Linked DNA regions of Homo sapiens: region 2 is linked to region 1. A link is an interaction called in ENCODE POLR2A ChIA-PET data of the cell type or tissue named here. Cell type or tissue: OCI-LY7. All regions are shown on one strand. Links, peaks and the distances in the headings refer to the core of each region. The heading gives the core; the rest is flanking DNA.

What was found. Peaks named below come from ENCODE experiments on the same cell type or tissue, not always from the same donor. Only the 100,000 strongest peaks of a DNase experiment are listed, where the experiment ranks them.
Region 2: POLR2A ChIA-PET joins it to region 1 with 5 read pairs; 3 of 35 experiments call an interaction of 5 or more read pairs at or near these places.

Annotation. Positions count from the first base shown.
Region 1 is chr4:146,005,423-146,013,931 of GRCh38, forward strand. No RefSeq gene overlaps it. Among named protein-coding and RNA genes, the nearest start is that of ZNF827, 71 kb to the left of the region's middle. In OCI-LY7, for the core only: no CTCF peak of the experiment used is centred there; no DNase peak of the experiment used is centred there.
Region 2 is chr4:146,068,854-146,077,362 of GRCh38, forward strand. No RefSeq gene overlaps it. Among named protein-coding and RNA genes, the nearest start is that of LINC01095, 49 kb to the right of the region's middle. In OCI-LY7, for the core only: no CTCF peak of the experiment used is centred there; a DNase peak (open chromatin) is centred at 4,877.

The DNA of each region.
Region 1 (8,509 bases), core at 125-8,124:
TTACTTTGCTTTTTTTAAAACAGTTTAAGAATAGGTGTTAGTTATTCTTTAAAAGCCTGGGTAGAATTTGGCAGTAAAGCCATCTGATCTTGGGCTTTTCTTTGTTGAGAGACTTTTTATTACTGATTAAATCTAATTACTGGTATTAGTCTATTCAAATTTTTTATTCCTGGTTCAATCTTGGTAGGTTGTATGTGTCTAGGAATTTACTCATTTCCTCTAGGTTTTCTGATTTGTTTGCATATAGTTGTTCATAAGAGTCTCTGATGTTCCTTTATATTTCTGTGGCATCAGTTATAATGTTTCCTTTTTCATTTTTTATTTCATTTATTTGAATCAATTTTTCTTAGTCTAGCTAATTGTTCATTTTGTTTATCTTTTCAAAAAACAACTTTTTTTAGTCTCAGTTTTGCTTATTTCTCCTCTAATCATTATTTTTCTTCTGCTAATTTTGCAAAGGTTTGGTTTGTTTTTGCTCTTCTAATTCTTTTAGGTGTATTGCTAGGTTGTTTATTTGAAATCCTTTTACCTCTTTGATGTGGGTGTTCATTTTTATAAACATCCTTCTTAGTACTGCTTCTGTTGTATTCCACAGGTTTTGTTATGTTGTGTTTCTATTTTCATTTGTTTCAAGAAATTTTCCGTTTCCTTCTTACTTTCTTCATTAACCCATTGATCACTCAAGAGCATATTGTTTAATTTCCATTTATTTGTCTAGTTTCCAAAGTTGTTATTTTTACTGATTTCTAATTTTATTCTTTTGTGGTCAGAAAAGATACTGATATGATTTTCATTTTTAAAAGTTTGCCGAGACTTGTTTTGTGGCCTAAGATATGGTCTATCCTAAAGAATGTTCCAGGTGTTAATGAGAAGAATATGTATTCTGCATCTGTTGGATGAAATGTTCTGTAAATGTCTGATACATCTATTTGGTCTATAGCCCAGTTAAAATCTCATATTTCCTTGTTGATTTTTGTTTAGGTGATCTGTACAGTACTGAAAGTGGAGTATTGAAGTCTCCAACTCTTATTGTATTGAAGTAATCTCTCCTTTTAAATCTAATATTTGCCTTATATACCTAAGTGTTCTGGAGTTGGATGCACATACATTTACAATTATTATATCTTCTTGCTGAATTGATCCATTTATCATTATATAATAATCATCTTCGTCTCTTTCTATAATTTTTTACTTGAAGCCTGTTGTATTTGACATAAAGATAACTACTCCTGTTTGCCTTTGGTTTCTGTTTGCATGGGATATCTTTTGCCATATTTTCATTTTTGTTCTATGTATGTCTTTACAGGTGTAGTGAGTTTCCTGTAGGCAGCATGTAGTTAGGTCATGTTTCTTTAATCATGCAGCTAGTTTATATACTTTAATTGGGGGATTTAATCTGTTTATATTCAAGGTTATTATTGATAGGTAAAGAGTTACTCTTGTCATTTTGTTAGTTATTTTTTGATTGTGTTGTGTATTCTGTGTTTCTTCCTCTTTTATTTATTTATTTATTTTGAGATGGAGTTTTGCTCTTGTTGCCCAGGCTGGAGTGCAATGGTGCGATCTCAGCTTACAGCAACCTCTGCCTCCTGGGTTCAAGCCATTCTCCTGCTTCAGCCTCCAAAGTAGCTGGGAATACAGGTATGAGCCACCACGCCCGGCTAATTTTGTATTTTGTTTTTTTAGTAGAGACGGGGTTTGTCCATGTTGGTCAGGCTGGTGTCGAACTCCGAACCTCAGGTATCTGCCCACCTCAGCCTCCCAAAGTGCTGGGATTACAGGCGTGAGCCACTGTGCCCAACCTCTTCCTCTTTTATTGTTTATCTTCATGATTTGGTGGTTTTCCACAGTAATGAGGTTTGCTTTCTTTCTCATTCTCTTTTGTATCTCTTCTCTACTAGTGAGTTTTATACTTTCATGTGTTTTATCTTAATGGTATATATTCTTTTGCTCCCAAATGTAGGACTTTTTAAAGCATTTTTTGTAGAGCTGGTCTAGTGGTGATGAATTTTATCAGTTTTTGCTTATCTGGGAAAGGCTTTATTTTTCCCTCTTTTCTTGGGGATAGCTTTGCTGTGTATAGCATTTTTTTTTTTTTTAAGATGGAGTCTCACTCTGTCGCCCAGGCGGGAGTGCAGTGGTGCGATCTTGGCTCACTGCAAGCTCCGCCTCCCAGGTTCACGCCATTCTCCTGCCTCAGCCTCCTGAGTAGTTGGGACTACAGGTGCCTGCCATTCTCCTGCCTCAGCCTCCTGAGTAGCTGGGACTACAGGTGCCCGCCACCACGCCTGGCTAATTTTTTGTATTTTTTAGTAGAGACGGGGTTTCACCGTGTTAGCCAGGATGATCTTGATCTCCTGACCTTGTGATATGCCTGCCTTGGCCTCCCAAAGTGCTGGGATTACAGGCATGAGCCACCGCGCCCGGCCTGTGTATGGCATTCTTGGTAGAATTTTTTTTTTCTTTCAGTGATTTGAACATATTATCCCATTTTCTCCTGGACTGTAACCTTTCTGCTGGGAAATCTTCTTTTAGTATAATTGGGATTCCTTTACATGTGACTCGATGCTTTTCTCTTGTTGTTAAAATTGTCTCTCTGTCTGGACTTTTAAAAGTTTAACTAAATTGTGCCTCAAAGAGGACACTTTTGGGCTGAATCTATTTTAGAGTTTTGAACTTCTTGAATGTAGAAGTCCATATTTCTCCCATGACTTAGGAAGTTTTTTCCTTCCATCCTTCCTTCCTTCCTTCCTTCCCTCCCTCCCTCTCTCTTTATTTATTCCTTCCTTCCTTTCTTCCCTCCCTCCCTCCCTCTCTCTCTTTCTTCCTTCCTTTCTTCCCTCCCTCCCTCTCTCTTTCTTTTCTTTTCTTTTCTTTTCTTTCTTTCTTTCTCTTTCTTTCTTCTTTTTCTTTCTTCCTTCCTTCTTTCCTTCCTTCCTTCCTCCCTTCTCTTCCCTTTCCCCTTCCTTCCTTCCCTCCCTCCCTCCCTCTCTTTCTTCCTTCCTTCCTTTCTTCCCTACCTCCCTCTCTCTCTCTCCTTTCTTCTTTCTTTCTCTTTATTCCTTCCTTCCTTCCTCCCTCCCTTCCCTTCCTTTCCCTTTCTCCTTCCTTCCTTCCTTCTTTCCTCCCTCCCTTCCCTTCCTTTCCCTTTCTCCTTCCTTCCTTCCTTCTTTCCTTCCTTCCTTCTTCTTTTGTTGGAGTCTCACTCCATTGCCCAGGCTGAAGTGCATTGGTAGAATCTCAGCTCACTGCAACCTCCACCTCTTGGGTTCAAGTGATTCTCCTGCCTCAGCCACCCAAGTAGTTGGGATTGCAGGCATGCACCACCCCACATGGCTAATTTTTGTATTTTTAATAAAGATGGGGTTTCATCTTGTTGGCCAGGCAGGTCTCGAACTCCTGACCTAAGGTAATTCACCTGCCTCAGCCTCCCAAAGTGCTGCGATTACAGGCATGAGCCACCACCCCTGGCCAGCTATAATTTTCTTGAATAGGCTTTCTATACTTTTTCCTATCTCTTTTTCTGGAACTTTCATAATGCAAAAATTTATTTGCTTAATGATGTCCCATAAATCCTGTAGGCCTTCTTCACTCTTTTTTATTCTTTTTTCTTTTTGCATGAATGGGTTATTTCAAAAGACCTGTCTTCAGATGAAGTTCAGAAATTCTTCTGCTTGATCTAGTCTATGGTTGAAGCTCTCAATTATATTTGTATTTCATTCATTGAATTCTTCATTTCCAAGATTTTTGTTTGGTTTCTTTTATGATATATACCTCCTTATTGAGTTTATCATTCAGATTATGATTTTTTTTGTTTTGTTCAATTGTCTATGTATTATTTTGTGTCTTGTTGAGTGTCCTTAAGATCATTATTTTGAATTCCTTTTTAGGCATTTTACAGATTTTCTTTTCTTTGTGGTTTGTTACTGGGGAATTATTGTTTTCCTTTGGAGGGGTCATGTTTCCTTGCTCTTTAATGCTTCCTGTGTCCCTACATTGATATCTGCACATGCAGTGGAACAATCCCCTCTTCCAACTTTATGGATTAGCTTAAGTAGCTACATTTACATGAAAGTCTTTTCCATATGAGTTCTGTAGTATTGGTTGAGTAGGGTGCTTTAGCTTTGGTCCTGGGTGGGCAAATTAGTGTAGTCTCCATGTGATTTGTTTGGCTGCAATCAATGTCATCAGTGTCTGTGAGTGCCTCAGTGGCCTAGACTGTAGCTGCTTGTGGAGGCAGTTTTGTAGCTTTTCTGGGTCTATGGGCTGCCTGGCAGGCCAGCTCTCAGTTCTTGAGGCTCTGCAGGCCAGGTGTAATGGCTCCACCAATTGCAGGGGTGGTTTTGCTGGTAGCAGCAGGTACCCGGCAGGCCATCCTTAGGCCCTTGGGAGAGTCTGCAGAGCATGGTGGCTCTGCTGGAATTTCTTGGTTTTGATCAGCACTTTAGTTTTCTTGCATTTACTCTTGGTGGGACATTAAATCCCATGTCTGCCTCTCACTCAGGTAATCAAAGGGGACAATCCTTCTTCTCCCTGCCCTAGACACTGTCAGAGAGTTCAATCAGATGTTCTTGGCTGGAATTTTGAAATTAAATGAGTGACCCAAAGAAAAACACTGGAAAGTATCAGAAAGTCTCTCATCCCAGGCAGGCATGTCCTGATTAAACCAGTCTTACTACCGGTTATTGGCTATGGTTTCTGCTTCCCTGGCTCTCAGAACTAGCTCAATTTTCAAACTGGTGCTTCAGATCTCTGTTGATCTTACCTGTTGATCTGTAAGTCTTTCAGAACCTCTAATAAGTTGTTCAGATTTGATTTTTGTTGTTTCTACCCAGGAACCCTAACTTGTGCTCCCACCCTTTCAGGTCATGCCACACACACAAATTTGTATGAAAATTGTGTATTTATAGCACAGTGGGATAAACCAAGGACAAATTCTTACTGAATAAGACCTCTGGTAGTTGTTCTGAGAAGAGAAATGACCAGTCTCAGCACACCTGCACCCCAGTCTCAGCCCACCAATGGACAAAGCACATCAGGTGGAAGCTCTGCCCTCATTTATAAAGCTATTGATGTACATTTAGATTGTTTCCAATTTTGCACTATAAGAAACTATGCTATAATAGGTATCCTGCAATGTTTCTTTTCATCCTAAATTAACTTATTGAATTCAAAATTTCTCCAAAATTTGGTCCACAGTAAATTTTTAGAAAGCATTTATTATAAATCATAATGGTGTCTATACTTTCCCTCTGTCTTACAAAGAATATTTCTACTAGCTCTAGGCAAAAGACCTCCTTAGATACCCTACTGAATGATGCCACTTGCTTTGTTCTCCTCTGTGGAACGGGGTAGACTTCATCACACAGAAGACTCAAGTTGCAAGGCTGCTTTTGGGTTAAAAACAAAAATTCTGCATTTTATCTACAAGTTGTATATATCTTTCAGATCGTGACAGACTGCTATGTCCTGTCACAGTTGTGAAGACTTTATAGAACTATAACAGAGAAGTAATGCAGCAACCATCGTGTTTCAAGGACTTACTATGTGTGACACAATTGTAGGTGCTGCACCTGTAAAGATTCATTTGATCCTCACATCCGCCCTATAAGGAAGATCCTATTATCAGTCGCAATTGACAGATCAATAAACTGAGACAAGAGAAAATAAACCTTTCTCAATGTTACTTGGATAGTAAGCAGTGGAGTTAGAAATTAAATCCAGAACCATATTGTTCCACAGGCCTCAGGAAAAAGTATATTAAACCAGATACCTTTACTTTAGCATTTTAGAAAATATACTAACTTTATATCTCTCAGACATCCAGATTGATATCTGTTTGTTTTGATTTTTTAAAAAATAAAATGTAATGGTTGTCATAAAAATAGAACAATTTTACTATTTTAAAAATTGAGGACGACCAAAGGCAACGATTAACAGGAAAAGAAATATGTCGTAGTAATTCCATTGTTTCCCAGTGTTCCAAACCACCCTTAATATTTTGATGAAATTCTCTTTTGTATGTATATTAGACATGTTAAGATTTGTTTTATAGAGTGAAGACATACTATACTAATAGGTTTTGTTTGTTTGTTTTAGAGACAGGGACTTGCTCTTTTGCCCAGAGTAGAGTGCAGATTGATCATGGCTCGCTGTAACCCCAAGCTTCCTGGGCACAAGAGATCCTTCTGCCTCTCAGCCTCCCAAATAGCTGGGACTATAGGTGTAAGCCATCATGCCTGGCTAAGTTTTTTGTTTTTTGTTTTTTTTAAGAGATGGGGTCTTTTTATGTTACCCAGGCTGGTCTTGGACTCCTGACCTCAAATGATTCTTCCACCTTGGCCTCCCAAAATGCTGGAATTGCAGGCATGAACCACTGTGCATGGCCCTGTACATATAGTTTTATATCTCAGGTTTATTATGTAAAATCTTATTATGAACATTTTACACATTGTTAAATAATATTCCAATCTTGATTTTTAATGGTTACATAATATCCCATGAACTTGAATGTACTATCATTTAGTTAATTACTTTCCTTTTGTTGGCATTTAGGTCAATATGGATTTTTTGCAGAAATGGCTATTACTGTGATGAATAGTCTCGTGGTTTCAATCCTGATTTTCTGGGACTTTTATCAACTCTAAGAAAATCCTGAGTACTTTGCAATCATGCCAGTTCATGTAATGTTGATGCCAAACTCTGCAGTTGGGTAGGCATACTCTGTCAGGCCCATTCCCCTCACTCTCAGATGCAATTAGAAGTCATGAGAAAATGAATTGAAAGACAGATCAAATAGATGTTCACACTTAAACCCTAGACGTGGTCTCTGATACATTTTTATTATTACCCTTCTTCAACAGAATTCGCTAGGTTAAAGCCGGGTCCAGGGGCCAAGCAGATCATATGTGAATTCAAAGGAATACATCAAGTTTAAATTGTATTTTGGAATAATTTGTGATCAATCATTTGAAGTTTCCAAGAAATGTGTCAGAGAGTTTTTAAGAAGTCATTATTATTATTTTCCAGTCTTAAGAACTCAAAGGCCCCCAATTTTTTTTTTCAATTGCTGCTGAACAAATTAACCAAAACCTTTTTTTTGTGATTAAAAACTGTATAAATTTCCAGCTAATCATCATATCCTACTCTATGTGGTTCACAGTTGATCAGAACATTCACTGCAGCCCAGTTCACTGATACTGGGTCAGAAATTATCTTCTTCCCTCATAGCAGTTTTCTACAAAGGAACATGGAGAACAGTCCTCTCCATTTTCATACACTGTTTCTTTTTACTGATACATTTGCAATCCAAGTTTCTTAAACCAATATTTCCTAAAGCATACTCATGGGATAATTTTTTTTTTTGAGACCTCAAGTGATCCACCCACCTTGACCTCAGAAAGTGTGTGAGCCACCGCTCCTCGCCAGGATAACTTTTTTTTAAATGAAGTTCCAAAGAACTGGTGGTGGTGTAGTGGTAAGCTCATGCATGGGCACTGCAGCCAGCCTTCCCTGGCCTGCACAGAGGCTTTACCTCTCACAGCTTCTATGTCCACATCTTTAAAGTGGCGATAAGTGTACTTACCTTATAGCATTGCTATGAGGACTAAAGAAGGTAGTAAACATATGAACAGTGCTTAACACAATGACTGGCATGTTGTATGTGCCAAGTAAGTATTATCTATTATTATAACATAATAATACTATTGTAAATTAGTTTGGGAAATTCTGGGTTGAAGCCTGCTTGCTTGTTTGTACACTGCAAGACTTCTCAGAACCTGCAATGGGTAATGTTTTTTTGAATCTCTAGAAGGGTTTCCCGAGCTTATTTGATAAGGAAACTATCTTTTAAAGAGGACTTTTCAGGAGGAATGCCCCAGAAAAGCTTTCTGGAAACAGCCCCAAACTAAAAAACTGATGTCGGTCAACACTCTTTTTACTTCTGTATCCACGTTGCTAAATTTCAACTCAATAATTTAAGATTACCATTAAAGTGCTCTTACTAAACTCAACCTGTTCTATGCTGCTTTTGCTGCAGCTCACATCTTTGTGTAAACACATGATGATGAAGAGAAAATAATTACCCTCAAGCGAGCCCACACAGACGGTTGTATGCCCACACATGCACATACACAAACACAATGTTATGGGTAGGGCCATCTGAATGGGGCTAGTGTCAGTAAGAGGAGACAAAGTTTGTTGTTATTTTTGAGACCGGGTCTCACTTTGTTGCCTAGACTGGAGTGCAGTGGCATGATCATAGCTCACTGCAGCTTCTACCTCCCAGGCTCAAGAAATCCTCCTGCCTCAGCCTCCTGGTAGCTGGGAGTACAAGCACGCACCACCACACCCTGCTAATTTTTAAAAACATTTTTGTAGGGGTGGGGTCCCAGTATGTTGCCTAGGGTGGTCTCAGATTCTGGGCTCAAGTGATCCTCCCATGCCAGCCTACCAAAGTGTTGGAATTACAGGCATGAGCTACTGCGCCCAGCCAAAGTTTTTTATTTCA
Region 2 (8,509 bases), core at 231-8,230, 64 kb after region 1:
TACCGTTATATAAAAGATGAATAAGCTGACAGTTTTGGAGGGGCTGGCATCATTATATTTAAATGGTTTCAAGTGTTTTAATTTCATCCACCATCAGATTTTATGCAAATAGAAAGTAAGGTCTGTGCCTTTTCGTGTATCCTTCTGGGCCCCAGGAATTCTGTCTGTGCTTAACAAGTTCTCAGTAAATAACTAGTTTATTTAATCTCTCCCCATCCTCTCCTTTCTTCGACCACCACTCGAGGATAATGGTCATTATACTCCCTTAAGACCAACTCATTTCTTCCTTTGTTTTTATTTTCTCAATATATCTAAATATTTTAAATGATTATTTTTAATTACATCAACAAGTCTGCTTATCTTACAAAGTGATATAGATCCAAATATACATAAAAACAACATTAATAACCTTCTTCCAGTCCCTTCCATCCTCACCCCGTAACTAAGCAATGGTAACAGCTTGATGTACCTTGGTCCATATCTTTTCTTATGCTCATATGGACTTGTAAAAATTGGCATATTCATGTGTAGTGTATTTTTTGATTGATAAAAAAAATCACAGTTAAGCAATGTGTTTTTTTCATCTCTCTGTCTCAGTAAGTGAGGCTCTGGCTCAATTTTTTTAAAACAACATCACAGTCCAAGTTATTGGTAAAACCACAGTTTATTCAGCTTGCTTATTCCTGAGGTCTAATGACATTAAGTGTATTTTCATAATATTATAAAACAAATATTTACTTCTCTCTTGTGCATTGCTGTTCCTATTCTTTATTCCTTATATTTAAATTTCTAAACCAGCAGAACCTTACTTTTATGGATAACATGAGATAGTGGATTTAGTTTTGTTTTCTTCTAGATTGATGTCCAGTTTATATTTAAAAAATAAATCAATCTTTTCCTACTGAATTGAAATAGCACCCTTTCCATATTTCAAATTCTTATATATAATTGCATTTATTTTGGGATCAATTTCTGATCCACTGATACATTTTTTATTCATCTCTTAATGTTGTTTTGATTACAGTGACTTTATAATATGGGTGAATATTTGGTAGGACAATTCTTCCTTTTCTGTCTTTTATTTTCATAATTTTCTTGCCTATTCTTGGATGCTGATTTATTTTTTCATTTAAACTTTACATTCATTTCATGTAGTTTTGTAAAATGACTTGCTATGGTTTGAATGTTTGTGACCTCTCCAAATTCATATGTTGGAATCCTAACCCCCAAAGTGATAGTATTAAAAGATAGAGCCTTTGGGAGGTAATTAGGTTGCAAAGGCAGAGCTCCCAAAAAGGATTCGTGCTCTTATAAAAGAGGTCCAAGGGAGCTTGTTTGTCCCTTCCCCCACTGAGGACACAGCAAGAAGGCGCCGTAGATAAACCATGAAATGGGCTCTCACCAGACACTGGTCTGTCTGTGCCTTGATCTTGGACTTCCCAGCCTTCAGAACTATGAAAAATCAATTTATGTTGTTTAGTAGCTATCCAGTCTGTAGTATTTTGTTATAGCAGCCCAAAGGGACCAAGACACAATTCAATGTGATTCTAACAGGAATTGCATCACAGTTATATATTAATTTTTCTAAGGATTAACATTAACACTATCCTTTCTGGAGTACTGGCAAGTCTCTCCTCTTGTTTAGATCTTGTTTTCTGTCTTTAAAAATGACTTTATAGTTTTTTTTATATGGGTCATTTACTTAACTATTAAAAACATTTCTTAGCCATTATTGTTGTTTTTATTATGATTTTAAAGAAGATATTTCAAATGTAAAATTGTATTATTAATTTCAAATATACAGATGAGTATAAAACATAATATTCAAGGCAACTTGTACCCTCCTCTCATACTTACTAGATTTTAACATTTTGGCATAGTTATAGAATGTGATGACATTCTTTCATCCTCCCCCTTTCTAGAGATGTGACTAGTATCTAGAAGCCAGTGTGTATGATTCCTGTACATTTGAACATTTTAAAAATATGTTTGCATTCCTAAATAATACATAATGGTTTTACATGTATTTCTAAGTAACATATAATGCTTTTATGAGTTATTTAAAAAATAAATCTATATCCACGTCTAGTTATTGCTTATATTGAGAAAGACCAATGATTTTCATGTACTGTTTATATCTTGATTTGAGATACTTTATTAAGTTATTTTAATTGTAATAGTATTTATCTTATTGAAATCTTAGGCTTTCTCTCTTCTCTATTACACACAAAGATATATAATTTTACCTTTTTTGTACAATACACGTGCCAATTGTTTTCTTTTAGTTTAATTATCTAAACATTCCAAACAATGTTGAATAATGCTGGTAAAAGCAGCATGGTTTTCTTATTCTTGATTTCAATGGAAAAGACTTTAGAAATTCTAATGTAATGCTTCTGTTATTTTTCACAGTCTTGTCATATTTAAGCAAGACTTTTAACTTTTTTTTTTAGGATAATATTTATACTTCTCATTCACAATTAGGGTCCACTTTTGGGCCAGACCCCAGCCAGGAGAGACCCTCTATGTGAAAGTCGGGTATTTTGAGCATCTTGGCATTGGTCCCATCCTGTTTTACGGGTGGTAACAGGTATTTTGAGTTTACATTATTTGCAGGGCAAAATCTAGATGGTTCTCACAATGTGATCCCTAAATGACAGCATCCGTTATATCCTAGGAATTTTTTTGAAATACAAGTTTTTGGGTCTCATCCCAGACCTACTAAATCAGAAATTCTAAGGCTGGAACACAGCAATTTGTGTTATCACAATCCTTCTGGCATACACTGAAGTATCAGAACCACTTCTTCTTTGCAGTATATACATACAATGGAATAGTATTTAGCTCTTTAGATAAAGAAGGAAATCCTGACATAAGCCAAAACGTGGATGAACCTGGAGGACAGTATGTTAAGTGAAATAAAGCGGGCGCTGAAGAACAAATACTGAATGATTCAACTTAAATAATGTATCAAAAATAGTCAAACTCCTAGAAGTGTAGAGTAGGATGGTGGTTGCCAGGGACTGGGAGGAAGGGGATATGGGAAGTTGCTGTTCGATGCGTATAAAATTTCACTGTGCGAGATGAGTAAGTTCTAGCTGTACAACATTGTGCCTAGAGTTAACAACACTGTATTGTGCACCTACAAAATTGTTGAGGGTAGATCTCATAAGTGTTCTTACCACAATAAAAACAACATAAAGTAATATAAAATGAAACACAAGCACACAAATCAAAGAAAGTAAAATTTGAGAACCACGGATCTGGAGACAAGTCTAGCACTCAAACAGGCTGTTATTGGCCCCATCTTTTTTTTTTTTTCTTCCTCAAGTCTTCTCTTGATCTCACTTCTCCCACCAGCCCTCTTTTCTGCCACAATAAAAATAACGTAAAGTAATATAAAATGAAATACACACACGCAAAATTAAAGAAAGGAAAATTTGAGAACCACTGGTCTGGAGACAAGTGCAGAACTCAAACAGGCTGTTACTGGCCCCATCTTTTTTTTTTTTCTTCCTCGAGTCTTCTCTTGATCTCACTTCTCCCACCAGCCCTCTTTTCTTTTCAGCAAGAACTTCTCAAAAGAGTTGTTTTATGTTCACTGTCTCCAAGTCTTCTCTTCCTATTTTTTCCTCAAGCCACACTAATTAGATTTTTCTTTATTTTTGTTCACAGTCATTGAAACTTCTCTTGTTGAGTCATGCTCATGTTGCTAAATCCAGTGGTCATTTCTCAATCCCCATGTTACTTGACCAATCAGTGGCATTTGATCCAGTTGATTACTCCTTCATTTTCAATATACCTTCTTTAACTATCTTCTAAGACAACACACTTTCTGGAGTTTTTTTCCTAGTTCCCGGCTGCTCCATTATCAGTTTTGGCCTTCAATGTTGGAGTGATCCAGGGCTGAGCAATTGATCTTTTTTAATTCCCCATCTCACTCACTTCCTTGGTAATCACATTTACTCATTGCTTTAAATGCCAACTATGTTAGAGCTGCCCAATTTAGCAAATATAGCTACAGGATGGTCAGTGAAGTTTGAATTTCAGATAAGCAACAAAAAATGTTTTACTATAAAAGTATCCCAAATATTACATATGATACACAATATTAATTATGTTATGAATAATTATTTGTATTAATTATTAATAATAACCACAATAATTACTAATAGTTATATCAGGGAATTAAATCCATTACCTAATATATATTTGGGACATATTTATCCTAAAAAATTATTTGTTGTTTATCTGAAAATTGAACTTTGTTACATTCCTATATTTTATCTGGTAATCCTAATCTGTAAGGCAAGGAACTCCCAAATTATATATTCAGCCTAGAGCTTTCTTTTACAGTCCAGAAATCTATAACTGTTGACATCTCCACTTGGATGATCAATAGACAATTCAAACTCAACATGACCCAAGCTGAGCTCCTGATGTTCCCCATCTCTAGATGTGCTCTACCCACAGCCTTCTCCCATCCCAGTTGATGGCAACACCTCCTTCCAGTAGATCAGGACAAACACTTGGAGCAAGCGTTTTCTTGTTCTCTTTCTCTTGCATCCCACACCCAATTAGTCAGGAAGACCTATTGGTTCTACCTTCAATAAGAATCTGGATTTCCAACCATTTCACACATCCCTACATCCATACCATCCTGCTGCAAGCCACTATCATCTATTGCTTCCAGTAGCCTCCTAGCTGGTCTCCACTGTTTTCCCTTCAGTTTGTTCTCATGACAGAAACTCTAATAGGATTCTTTTAAAATCTAAGCCAGATGTTCCTCTTCCGCTCTGCTCACTCCAATGGCTTAATCTCATGAATTAAAAGCCAAACTCATTTCGATGGTTTGCAAAGTTCTGCATCACCTACTTCATGCTACTTCTCTGGCATCATTTCCTGTTAGCTTCCTTTCACTGGCTCTCTTCTGACCACACTGGCCTCCTTGCTATTCCTAGTTCACTCTAGCCATGTTTCCACCCGAGAACCATTGCACTGGCTGTTCCCTCTGCCTGGAGTGCTCTTCTCCCAGATATTCACCAGGCTAACTCCCTCACCTCCTTAAGTCTTTGCTCAAATGTCACTTTCTCAGTGAAGCTCAAACAGACCACTTTATTGAATTTGTAATTCACTCCTTCACACACACACACACACACACACACCCCTAAAGTCCCTTGCTCTGCTTTATTTTTTTACCATAGCACTTAGCATTTTAACACATTTTACTAGTGCATCATGTTTATTAATTATTGTCTGTCTCATCTCCCTCACTCTAGCCCAGAATGGTCAAGGAAAACTTCTGCTCCTGCTTTTATTTCTGTGAATCAACTTGCCCATTGTTCCTTGAATCTACTGCCTTCTGAATACACTTTTTTTTTTTGAGACGGAGTCTTGCTCTGTCTCCCAGGCTGGAGTGCAGTGGCGCAATCTTGGTTCACTGCAAACTCCACCTCCCGGGTTCACACCATTCTCCTCCTCAGCCTCCTGAGTAGCTGGGACTACAGACACCCACCACCATGCCCAGCTAATTTTTTGTATTTTTAGTAGAGACAGGTTTTCACCATGTTAGCCAGGATGGTCTCGATCTCCTGACCTCATGATCCGCCCACCTCGGCCTCCCAAAGTGCTGGGATTACAGGCATGAGCCACCTCGCCTGGCCTGAATACACTTTTACTAACACTAATAAGACCCTTTGATTTAGCTTTGCCCCTCTTCCCAACAAGATAATACAAGGGTTTTTATCTCAGAAAAGGACTTTGCATCCCCAAGGACCTCAAGACTAGCTCATCTGGCTCCAGCCAAACTGGCTTGATCCCTATAGACATTTCTTAACAGGAACTTAAATAAAATAATGTATGTTCCCCCGACAAATTTGGTTCCCATTTTATTTTATCTTATATTTTGAGAGAAGCTCTTACTCTGTCACCCAGGCTGGAATGCAGTGACTCAAGTGATCCTCCCGCCTCAGCCTCCCAAAGTGCTGAATTCAATTTAAAAAGACCCTGAATGTCTAAATACAGGGTTTTTATTAATAAGTATTTCAGAAAACTAAATATATTATGAGACAGTGCTTTATAGAATGCATGGCACATGGCTGGGCACAGTGGCTCATGCTTGTAATCCCAGCAGTTTGGGATGCCAAGGCAGGAAGGAGGATCACTTGAGCCCAGGAGTTTGAGAACAGTCTAGGCAACTTAGGGAGATCCCATCTCTACAGATAATTTAAAAATTAGCTGGGCATGGTGGTGCATGCCTGTGATGCCAGCTACTCGGGAGGCTGAGGCGGGAGGATCACTTGAGCCCAGGAGGTCAAAGCTGCAGTGAGCTATGATTGTACCATTACACTCCAGACTGGATGACAGAGGGAGACCCTATCTAAATAAGAAAAAAAAAATGACATGTAGTAGATACTTAGTAATGACTTTTGACACTCTTACATCTCTTCTTTAAAATGTACTACCAATTTAATCTGACATATTTCTCCTAAGAGCTCTTGGCTCAGCATAGCTCAGGTGAGCTTATAGTTATTACCCTATTAATTCAACTTGTGAAGTTGAGAGTTCCCAACTGCTATTACCCTCATTTTGTGGAAAGAGAAATGTAGTTATATGTAAGTCAAAGTGATTTGCCCTAACTTTTATGTGTCATTGTCACAGATTTTTTTCCCCCATCAGTTCTTCGTACTTTAAAGCCAATATTTGGTTGCAGTTTCATGAGAGCTTTTAAGCGAAACTAGCTATAAGAAATCAGCCTATGAAAAATCCTTTATATTTATTACAGTTCCCTAGATCCTTGAGTATTCAGCATCTCAGTACTCAAGAAACAAGCAGTAAATTCTAAGGTCCATTTCATGCTGAGTGAAATGATTGACGTCAACAGTCATTAAAGGTGATGAAAGTGATAAATTCTGCTCCATATTTCAGCTGTTTATCATCACTGCCTATCCTCATCAATCAGTAAATTAATTAATAGATAGTGCCTATGCTGATGCTTCTATTCATTCAAATAATTTGTTTAACTACTCTCATAGACTTTTAATAAGGCAAGAGGGATATTTTTATAAGTTCTACCAAATTCATGTATAAGATAAATATAAATCTAATACAATGCTTTAGCAACCTCACAAATTAGATTTCCAAGAACTCTGAATGAAAGTTATGAATATCAGCTCAATTCATTTCCAAACCTGGCCACATTGGAATCATCTGGGCAGACAAAAAAAAAAAAAAAATGCACGGGCCCAATCCCTAAACATTTCTGATTCAGTAGGTTTGGGTTTGTGGCCCAGGAATCAGTATTTGAAAAACAGGTCTCCGCTGAATCAGCTATCGGCGGATTTGAAATTCACTGAGTTAAATAAACAGTGCTAGGATGAAAAGAGAGTCAGCCAGGAATTTCTCATCAATTGGCTGATTATTAATGGACCAAAACCGGACAAAACAATTTCACTGGAAAGTCTTCATTTAGAATGTCAGACAGATAACTCAGCATATTAGATTTCCTTTACAAACTGCTGACCCATGCCGGGGAAGGCCAAGGTGGCAACTTTTGTAACTACATGGGAGAGAGGCAGTGTCAGACTTACCTCTTCTGATATAAGCATTCCTCAGGTGTACTCCCTACCTGTAAGCTCATGGGTGCCCCAGTTTTTCTCTTTTCTTCCCAACTAATCATTGTCTAACACCACCCTTCATCTCTCCACACCATACCACCTTGTCTGTACAGCCTTCCCAACCCCACTGTGAAAATCTGAACCAAGTCCAAGTCTGAACTGAGAGGATGTATGTGTGAAGTAATAGGCCTCAAACAAACAAAGAGCTCATGCGAGCCCTAAGTACCCAATTTATTTTGATAAAGTCTTTTTAAATAATCACCCTATATACGATCATATTTTTCCTTGTTGTACTACTTCCTAACACATTCCCTCTATTTAATTTACACAGTGAATCATTACTGTCTTCTGATAACTGTTCTATATTTATCATTATTAAACTCATTTTATTGATCTCATTCTTTGCTCCAATCTGTCATGATTTTATGAATTTTAATTCAATTCTTTCCGCATTTATGATCCCTCCAGCTTCATGCCATCTTCACTTTTTTATTAATATGGTCTCCAGTCTCTCTTCTATGCTGCTGGTTATTATTGTGATGTGATGTTAATGAGACTATTTAAACATATTGTACTGCTGCAGCACCTTGTTGGAAAAAAAAGTCTTACCTTGACATTAAGCAATTAATATTAACTTTTATGTTTAATTTTGTTGCCAATGTCGTATTTATTTTGCAGCAGAGTTGCATGATTCACATGCCTCTCCTTTTCCTCTGAGTGTTGTGTAAAGGCAAATGCTTTTCTCGCACTGTGAAATAACACCACGAAGTGCTCATACTGTATTTCCTTTACCTACAGAGCTTCTTAGTTCACCAAATAGATAAATTCTCAACCCTTCCTCACTTCCATTAGTTGAGGTAAAAAACAAAATTCAAGGAAATGTTAAAATAATG